Linked DNA regions of Homo sapiens: region 2 is linked to region 1. Evidence: chromatin loops called from intact Hi-C (ENCODE). Cell type or tissue: dorsolateral prefrontal cortex. All regions are shown on one strand. Each heading gives the region's core, and the rest is flanking DNA. Links, peaks and the distances in the headings are about the cores only.

Region 1 (5,390 bases), core at 334-5,333:
AGTACTAATGTTATTCCTAATAAAATAAGAAATAAGATGTGTTCCCTATATCTTTTGTAGGCAATATTGCTTTGACAATCTGATTAACAAGGCATGAAACAAAATTGAAAATCATGCATTTTTATAATTGTTCTGTATTTCTAATTTATTAATTTTTGATTGACAAATCACAATTTTGTGTGTTTATGGGGTACAATGTAATTTTTTGGTCTATAAAAAAGCAAGAATTATTGAAAGGAAGAAATATAATTATATGTAAACATTTGCATGTGATTACATAGCTAGAAAACCAAACAAATTAACAAAAATCTATTAGAACTTAAAAAATAATTTAGCAAGATAGCACAACAGAGCTTTCCAAATTTTAAAAATCTTCGATATATGACTACTTTTCATTTTCTCCTTTAAGGATGATCTCAAGGTATGGGGAGACTACAATAAGTTGCTGCTTGGCAACCCACACAAAAATTAGGAAACTGTAGTAGTTTCCTAGAGATGCTGTAACAGATTACCACAAACTTGATAACTTAAAACTCCAGGCATTTGTTGTCTCACAATTTTGAAGTCTAGAAGTTGGAAATCAAGGTATCAGCAGCTCCATGCTTTCTCTGAAGTCTCTAGGGAAGAATCCTTCCTTGCCTCTTCTACCTTCTGGTAGTTTCCAGCCATTCTTGGGCCTCCTTGGCTAAGTGCTGCATCACTCCAATTGCTGCTTTTGTCTTCACATGGCTTTCTTCTCTGTGTGTGTGTATCTTGGTGTCTCTCTTTATAAGGACACAAGTCACTGGATTTAGGACTGACCCCAGTCTAGTATGACTTCAACTTAATTACATCTGCAAAGACCCTATTTCCAAATATGGTCACATACACAGGTTGTGGGTGGATATGAATTTTGGTGGAACACTATTCAACTTGATACAAAAAATATCCCCACCTTGCTTCAATTCCATCTGTTTACACATATATCAAATCTCTTGCTTTTTGCATTTTGCCCCCAGTTTCCATCTAATCTCAACTCTCAATATGGCCAACTGTGTTTGTACTATTTACAATGGCATGGGCTGTGACTCCATGTCTGAATGGAAGTCCCATATTTACCAGGCTGGAAAAATGCAACTTTAAGAAAGAGAAGACCACTCTCATTCTTTTACCAGTGGGTTGTTCTTGTTTTGTTTTGTTTTGTTTTTCTCGTTTGACAGAGTCTTGCTCTGTTGTCCAGGCTAGAGTATAGTGTCACAATCTCAGCTCACCGCAACCTCTGCCTCCCAGGTTCAAGCGATTCTCCTGCCTCAGCATCCCAAGTAGCTGGGATTACAGGTGTGTGCCACCATGCCCAGTTAATTTTTGTATTTTTAGTATTTTTAATTTTTGAATTTTAGTAGGGGTTTCACCATGTTGGCCAGGCTGGTCTCGAACTCAGGTGAACCGCCCACTTTGGCCTCCCAAAGTGCTGGGATTACAGGTGTGAGCCACAGCACCTGGCCTACCAATGGGTCTTAATCCTTACTTAGGATCAGAATTACCTAGTGAAATTCTTAAGAACACAATTGCCTGGGCTCCCATCCTGTCCTCCCAGATTGATTCAATCAGACATAGGTGGAGCCCAAGCATTTGATTCCAATGTGTGGCCGAGTTGAAAGCTACCGCCTCGTACCTTTAACTGTATCCCCAATACACAGTGAACAGAATGATCATTTAGAAAATGTGGTCAATATGGATTCACAACAGCAAAAAAGTGCACAAATAATCAGCTAAGATTATAGGGCAGCATTGAACAAATCATTGATCTGTGACACACTATAGGGGTTGTGGATGTTAAGAAAAGGTAAGAACAAATGACAGCTTCAGTCCTAAGGAAGGTGTTTTCAATTAAGATGGAGTACAAGGGAGTAGAAAAGGAACAATACGGTCATGTTAATATGGCTGACTAATCAAACCTTTTATTTTCAGAATTTAAAAAAATAAAAAATGTTTGTTGCTAACTACATAGATAAATAGAAGAGTGCTTACCCTCTGGCAATTCAACCTAGTGAGGAAGCAGTTATGTAAAATAAAACAAAAATTAAAATGCAATATATTATATGAAAGGAACATGTAAGAATATACTACAATTTAAAATGTGCTCATCCTTTGACCCAGAAATCCCATCTAGGGAACTCTAGTCTAATAATATAGAGTTTTATGTTAGGATATTTGTAAAAGAATGTTTATGCACACATCATTATAGTAGGAAAAGAAAAGGAAAATAATAGAAAAAAAGAGATAAAACATACATGTCCACTAATAGAAGCAGGCTGAATAAATTATAAAACATTTGTTTACAGAAAGACTGAGGTATATACATGATACTTTGGTTTTAGAAAAGCAAGTTCCAACATAAAGCATACTGCATAACCATATTTTTGTAAAAAGAAAATAAAAAATCTCTACATGTTTTTAAAGTTATGTATTTATTTGTTGGAATAAAGACAGAAGAGTTTAAAACAAGTTACAAGCATTGAGTATACTGGAGAAATCTGATTGGAGGGAGTAAGAGTACAGTCCATTTACCATTTTTCGAGTATACTTATTTTGTTTTGCTTTTGACAACAGCATGTATTACATTTGTAATTTAAATATCTGATAAAATAATATAAGAAAATACATTATGATATTCTTTTATTTTTTTCTCAGTTCAAGTTTAATACAAACTACAAAAGATCAATGGGTTGATGCCCTCTACTGACACATCATACAAATCAGTGGCCTCCCCACAATACGACTCAGGCCATCCCTTCCAAAAGAAGAAAGGCTGGTCTCTCCACCCCCTGTAGGAAAGGCCTGCCTTGTAACACACCACAGTTCGGCTGAATCTGAAGTCTTGTATTTTACTCATGGAAAAAAAAAACCACAAAAGAGACTTTGTTCTCAGGGGTTCCCACTGCAGCCTGGCACTAAAACAGCCCAGCACTCACTCCTGCTTGGATAAATATTCTTTGCTCTTTTGGACATCAGTCTTGATAGTATCACTGCCAGGTTTCCAGCCAGCTGGGCACACTTCCCTATGTTTGTCAGTGAACTGGAAGGCCTGAACTAGTCTCAAAGTCTCATCCACAGAGCAGTCAACAGGGAGGTCATTTACAGTGATCTGCCGAAGAATACCCATATCATCAACGATAAAGAGGCCCCTGAATGAGATGCCTTCTTCAGCCTTTAAGATCCCATAATCCTGAGCAATGGTGCACTTCGGGTCTGAGGCCAAAGGAATGTTCCTGGGTCCCAGTCCTCCTTGTTTCTTAGGGGTGTGGATCCATGCCAGCTGACAGAAGTGAGAATCCACAGAAGCACCAATCACTTGGCAGTTGAATTTCTTAAATTCTTCTGTATCACTGAAAGCAATGTTCTCTGTGGGGCACACAAAAGTGAAGTCAAGCCGGTAAAAGAAGAATACAACATATTTCCTTTGTAGTCAGACAGGCTGATATCTTTAAACTGACTGTCTGGCATAATGGCTGTGGCTTTGAAGTTGGGGGCAGGGTGCCCAATTTTAGCGTTTCCTGAAGACATCTTCCTATCAGCAGTCCTGACACAAGCCTCTGAGAACAAACCACCAACACCAGGCAGGAAGAGGACGCTGTGATAGTTATTCTTAATGAAACATGAAAGCAATAATATTTTATGCTATATGACTTCCTATTTCAAATTAATTGGAACTGTTCTGTAGACACCAACAGAATCAAAAACTATTTTATATCAGTGTCAGCTCATAGAGACAGTAGATAATAGAAATATAAAGCACAATTTTTAAGGGAATTGCATATAAAAGGAGATGAGAACCAGGTCTGAAAACATTTTGTTTATTTTAGCAACTGGTGATTTTCATCCAAGATTGAAATTATATGGGTCTCATTGTTCTTTCTTCCAAAAGATAACGTTGCACCTGTCTTTTTATCATGACTAAACCACTAAATTTATCATTGGTGTGACCAAAATGCATTGATGAGTCAAACATGGGTGAGGTATTCAAAAGCCATAAGAGACTTGCACAATCATTCTAATAATCTTCCTTTTCCAGAAGCCTCAACCACCTCTTCAGCCCTGAGTGCCAGCAGTGGGCCAAAGAGTCTCTCTTGCCAGCATTAGGCTGAAGCAATGGAGTAGAGAGAACTCCAATTATTGTTCCATGATACAGGTTATTTATTCTTTTTGAGAGTCTGTCCCCCCAGAAAGTGCTTAATTGCATACCAATTAATATCTAACTGGCATTCTTCAAGGTGTGTCTATTTTATTAAAACATTTCAGTAACATAAATTACAATTGTCTATTCTTGCCTCTACATAATGGTGTTATATTTCATATCATTTTATAAGCTGATGTATTTACAGTGTTAAATTTGTAACAGCAAATTTTATTAATGTGGGGAAATACAGTTTAATTAATATACATTATTTCGTATACATTAGCATGACAATCATACCCCCTCAATGGAAATACATGAACACAGCCACAGCGCCCCCAGTTTTCAGACCCTCACGGGTTGATTTCTGTTGTTAGATGTTGCTGCTCTGTGTTCTCTATTGGACAGGTTCTTAAAAATCAGAAATGAAAAGTCCCACAATTAAAGCTAGGTTATATCACAATGTATTATTAAAAGACAGTGATCATTTTTTCTCTATAGTAATAATTTCTCAGTTTTTATTAGCCAAATTATATTGCCTTCTGAAAACTTCCAGAGAGTAAGCACAATAGAATATTTCTAGGAAAATGGGGAACTTTCATAAATACGGGCTTGGCTTCCAAGTTGAAGCCAAAGCCAATTTTATGAATTTAATTTTTGTTCTACAAGGTCATGAACTTACAGGAAAACCAAGGGCTAAATTTAAAGCAACATTGATCTTATATATGAATCTGGACGAAAACTATGCAAGGCAAGGCAGTTTATGCTGAATTAAGCTGTGTTTGCAAAATGTGATAAAAAGCACTGCCTATTTTGGAACCCATTTCAATGGGTGTGCACTCATGAGGGCTAAGTCAAATAAAAAAGTCTGCCCAAATTTATCTTGGGGTGAGGCTGTCAGATTTCACACAGCTTTCATTGCCAATAGCAAGCATTTCTCAGTCAGAGTGGACCATAAAGTTGCCATTTTTCAGAATTGAAGTTTACTCTTGAAGAAATTTAACATTAGAACAAAAAGCCAAATACCTATGTCTAAAACCAGCCCAAAGAATTAGCTGTTTCATATATACGATATATATATTACACACACATACATATGTACATGTATATGTTTATTTGTGTACGATAGAGATATATATTCTGTGTGTGTATATATATATGTGTGTATAAATATATAAAGAGTGAGAGAGCCAGAAAGAGATAGGCAAGAGGGAGATACACACACACACACACA
Region 2 (5,390 bases), core at 329-5,328, 57 kb before region 1:
GAAGAATTTGGTTTCCATGGTCATGGGCCTGAGGTCTCCATTTCCTGGCTGGCAATCAGCTGGGGGAGCTCCTCTTAGGTTCTAGGCACCGCACCAACTGCACCACTCATCACTTGACCCTCTTCATCTTCAAGCCAACAAAAGAGCATCAAGTTCTTTTTGTGCTTAGAATCTGATTCCCTTTCACCTTCCTCCTCTATCACTAGCTGGAGAAAGTTTTCTGATTTTAAGGTTTCATGTGATTGAGATAGGCCCATGTGGATAAATTCCCCTTCTTAAGGCCAACACAAGTGATTTCTGTTTAGGTGACAGCTTTCTTATTGGAAGGATCAGTTGGTGATCTTTCTGGACAACTGTTTTCTTAAGTCTTTTGCAATGTTTTGGGCTCTTTCTGTGTGTGTGTGTGTGTGTGTGTGTGTGTGTGTGTGTCTGTGTACTCAACAACTTAACCAAGTGTTTTATTTCCTTATGCCCTGGGTTTTTATACTTTTGCTAGAGTTTGGCTTTTAGTTTGCTTTTGGTTGCCTCAATCAGTAACATTTTAATCTTGCCAAGAAGAGCTTTTGTCCAGGGGCCCACCCCATCCTAATCTACAGAGCCCTGCTTTGTTGTTGTTTGTTTCTTTGGCCTTGCTCCCCTCCAGGACTGATGCATCCTCAGGGCCAACGAGATGTGCCCCCTACCACAGAGCTCAGGATTACCCTTCCAAAGCATACTCTTGACACCTACAATCCCCAAAACCCTTGCCTACATGGCTCCAAGCCCAATTCCAGATTCTCTCCCCAGGACTAGCCATTCAAGGGCCAACCATGCTCCCACTACCTAAAAGATGTTTCCTAGAAGTCTAGACAGAGTTTGAATATCGTTGCTGGGGTATTCACACATGTGGAAATAAAGCCCTTCTCTATCAGTGTCAGAGTGAGAGTAACAATGTAAGAGGGAGGGCTGGGAGGTGGAAGCCAGCATGTAGAAATTCTAAATCCAATCCATGATTTCCAGAACTCCGTGAAATATGGATAAAACATACGTTGAGGTTGTTAGCTTCACCTATACTTTCTAAACATTTAAACCAATGGTATATTGCCCTTCATTTGCACTTTTCCTTCAGACCTGACAAATGTTACGGAGCAGGCCTAAACCCCCTAGACCTGGGAGTATAACCTATGTCCAGGTTCCAGGACTATAGGTAGTAATTGGCCTGATTTTTTATGTTCCTTTTTTTTTTTCAGAGTCCCAGACGGGAACCAATTCCTTGTCACTTTCTTGCTCTAACAATAAGAGATTTTTCTATTTTCCTTTCAGTAAGGGGCATCATTCCAGTGCCCACCTTTATGCGGGAGACTTAGTTATACCTCTCTACTTCCTATACGCCCAAGATATGAATTCTGCCTCCAGGTGAAATTAAATTATTTTTCTAGTTTGTAGAGGCTATATCCATGACCATTATCCCTGGAACCACCATAGCATCATATTACAAGCTTATAACTAGAGCCCTAGGTTCCTACTTACATCTGGCACCTGGGAAATTATCTTTTTTATTTAATGTCATCTATGTGTCCATAGCAGGAAAAGGGTCTCCATTATCTTATTTCACTGTGCAAAAGGCATGAATCCTCCATCTTTACAATAATATGAATAAATCTATTAAGTACAACATGCATACTATAGGCCAAAAGATAAAGATGTCATACAAAAAATGGAAAATAACTGAAATTTTAAAATTCAAGGATGGGCCAGACACATTGGCTCATGCCTGTAATCCCAGAAATTTGGGATGCCAAGGTGAGTGGATCACTGAGGTCAGGAGTTCAAGACCAGCCTGGCCAAAATAGTGAAACCCCGTCTTTACTAAAAAATACAAAAATTAGCCAGGCTTGGTGGTATATGCCTGGATTCTCAGCTACTTACAACGCTGAGGCACAAGAATCGCGTGAACCCAGGAGGCAGAGACTGCTGTGAGCCGAGATCGCACCACTGCACTCCAGCCTGGGTGACAGAGCAAGACTCTGTCTCAAAAAACAAAACAAAACAAAAAAACATAAAATAAAATTACAAGATGGAAAATCTGTTTACTAGTGAATTTTCTCTAGAAAGAGAGAAAAGCCTTGGTCTCTCTAATGCAAGGAAATGGCATATTTCTCCCAGGTTGAATAAAAAGCAGGAATAACACTCAAGGATTCCTCCCTTGTACGGACAGAGGTCTTGGAATAACACACAAATAGCTATTTGACATCTGGACATGACTACCTCAAAGACACTTCATTCTCCATTTGTTTGCAACCTACTCACGGCCTTTTCTCCCAAATCTGTTTGTATTTCAAGGTTCCCTATTCCCATTCCCACTATTTATTCAGTTACACAAATCAAATCTACTGTTCTCCATAATTCCTCTGCCTTCCCTTCCCTCATATCAAATTCATTGCCAAGTACTCTCTAATTTACCAAACAAATTCCTCTGCAAATACATCTGTTTTTCTCCATCTCCACTCCCACTCTCCTAGTCCACATTACTATACTATGTTGTCTGAGTTACTAAAATGGCATAATCCTAAATGGCTTCCCCATGTCTACTCATGTTTCCCTCCAAAATTTTTTCCACCCTGTAGCTAGAGGGAAGTTCTAAAATTCGTAACTGATCATCTTATACACACATGCACATGTGTGTGCACATCTATACACACTGCTTAAAACATTTCACAGTAGCCTTCTACTGTTCTGAGGATTAAAAAGCAACATCCTTAACACAGCTGCCAAGGCCTTGCAAACTCTGTTTCTGTCTGCCTCTCAGGTTTTCAGGTCCTTGGTCATATGGACGTACTTATATTTCTGCAAACGTGCCAGGTTTCCACCTTCCATAGAACTTTTACACATGCTACTGCCTGTCCTGGGAAGGTTTTCTCCCCACTCTATTTCTAACTAATTCTTAGTCCTCCTTCACATAGCAGTCCATTAGTCACTTTAAAAAATCATTTTTAAGTTAAATTTATTTTTGACAGAAACATCAGAAGACTAGCAGATACGGAAAACCAGCATCGCTCACCACAAACTATGAAAGTAAATACCTAACTCTTACAGTAAGTTCTGTCCATCTGAGGGTCACCTGAATCCATCCTGTGTACCTCCACGGTACCATGTGGGGAGACAGTACTGATTGGAAGTCAGGAGGCTCAGCTTCTGAAGATTTGTGTGTCCTTAGGAATGTCATTGAGAAACCCCTGGCTTCACTCAACTGTACAATGAGCTGGCTGACCTCTCTCTAAAGAGCCCTGCTGGCCCACTGATCTGATGAAAGCTCTCTTTGTTCTGCTGACTATTCACATTGTTCCTGGAAGAATTTGGCTCCAGATGAAGAGAGAGGGACACTGTGCCCAGACTCTAGGAATAGTGGTGAGGATTATTTTCTGGTGATTCCAAGAGCAGATGAGATTAGGGGTTCCTGCCATGAGTGTTTTAAAAGAATTCTGAATTATTAAGTGGGTCCTTTTCCCCATCATAATGTTTTGAAAAATGCCTCCCTCACTGCCTCCTTCATCAGTCACTTTTTAAGGAACACTTCCTCTGGACGCTTCATAACTATATCATATACACCCCTATTAAATGACCTTTTTACAGCTGAAATTTTGCATTTCATTATATGATTTTTTTTAAAATAAATATTTTCCTCTCCCAATAGTTTCTAAGCTTCTGAGACCGAGGAAGTACTTGTTTTTGCTAATTAATATATTTTAGAGTGCCAGGCACATTTGTAATTTGTTGAATAAATATGAATAAATGAACAATAATACATGAGCAAGTGAATAAATGAGTGCATGAATGAATGGTCTTCTCAAGTCATATGGTTTTGAGGAGTTAAATAGCTTTAACTTCTCCCTGAAAAAAGAAATGAGGCAGTCCTTGGTTTTGCTGAGAGACGTAAAGGCTATATTCCCAGCACATAAGTCACAACAGAGAACCCAGGCTTCTAGAGAACAGGGAAGCAAGATGGTAACATCCACATCCACACTGATGAGGATGACTGGCAGAAATGCCCATGCACGAGCAATAGCAGTGTGCTGTCTGTACCAGGGAGAAAATGTGCCTAATATTTGAATAGGATTTTTAGAGATTCATGTTCGTCAGGGATCAGGTGTATTTTTCTCAGTTGATGAGTCCCCAGGGTTCTGGAATTCCCGGGATTGCACTAGCAGAGACTTAGCCAAAGACTGCATTTGCTTCCTTACTACACTGACTGCTTATACAAAGGTATATACTATATCAGTTTCATTTATTGAGTTGCACTTCAGAGCAGTAATTTCCAAATTAGGGTCAAGAAAGAGTGAAAGTGAATAAAACAGATAGGAGAGGTGAGACAGATGAGACTCCAGGACCTTTGCTTCAAAGTAGTCACAGTCTCATCTGTTTTATATTTTGAACTTTTATAGTTTGGTGTGTATCACTTCCAACAAAATGTATGCTCCATGAGAGCATAAATTGTTGTCTGTTTTGTTCAGTGCTATTTTACCAACACATTAAACAGTATCTGGTGCATTAAAAACATTAAATACAGTTTTTATTGAACTAATAATCAGGGCTTTATTTAAGAAAAGATTTCGCTATTTCTTAATGTTAAGTGTTCTTAATAAAAGTACTTTTCAGAAAATGTGGATTACCACTTCTTGAAGCATTTGTCTTCATCATTTTCATCCACCAATTTTTACAGTAAAAATCTTTTGCTGAACTCTTGTTCAGCAATCTGTACTGAATTCTTGTTCAGTACAGCAAAATACATAAACAAAATTCATGTATCCTCTCTGTGTTTAGAATACCAATGTCCCTTGCTTTTAGTTCCATCTGTTTAAATTGCTAAAGAAAATCATCTCCTCCTGTAAGGTCTAAGATATTGTCTTCTTAAACGTGAGTTTTGACATTTCCTACTAACTTTTAGAGTTGAATAACGTTGGTGATTTGCTTTCTGATATTTGTTTGAGTGCCTACATAAAATAATTTCATCTGAATACAACAATATGCTTCTTGTGCTAACGTGAGTAAGGCGAGCATTTTAAGAAGGCTTCTATTTAATAAAATACATATGGAACACCAATTTCACTTAATCTCCAATTCAATTTTATTGCCTTCACAGAATGCTGCTAGATCTTCCAAATATTGCTATCAAAGCCAAAAAAAATTTCCAAAGTTGGCTCACTAAATCTTTTGGATACTTCTGTGTCAGAGGAAGAAAAGGTGGTTGCAAGTCTGCTCAATTTTTATTACACTGCTAGAGGTAATGGCAATATTTAATGGATACAAAGTATATTCTCCTTTCCACTTAATAACAGAATTAGAATTTGAGTGATTAGTGAGTTTCTAATTTATAAATACCCATGTTCCAGTTTTATTTTCTCTTAACATAA

What was found. Peaks named below come from ENCODE experiments on the same cell type or tissue, not always from the same donor. Only the 100,000 strongest peaks of a DNase experiment are listed, where the experiment ranks them.
Region 2: it touches region 1 in a loop (3.0-fold over the local background); 5 of 110 quality-filtered maps call a loop at or near these places.

What each region holds. Positions count from the first base shown.
Region 1 is chr9:12,969,893-12,975,282 of GRCh38, forward strand. SNORD137 (small nucleolar RNA, C/D box 137) reads right to left here and starts at 2,741; the gene lies at 2,663-2,741. It also overlaps the pseudogene PRDX1P1. In dorsolateral prefrontal cortex, for the core only: CTCF peaks have their summits at 2,725 (motif pointing left) and 2,947; a DNase peak (open chromatin) is centred at 2,999; H3K4me3 peaks cover 553 bases; H3K27ac peaks cover 627 bases.
Region 2 is chr9:12,912,976-12,918,365 of GRCh38, forward strand. No RefSeq gene overlaps it. Among named protein-coding and RNA genes, the nearest start is that of SNORD137, 57 kb to the right of the region's middle. In dorsolateral prefrontal cortex, for the core only: a CTCF peak has its summit at 3,362; a DNase peak (open chromatin) is centred at 3,286.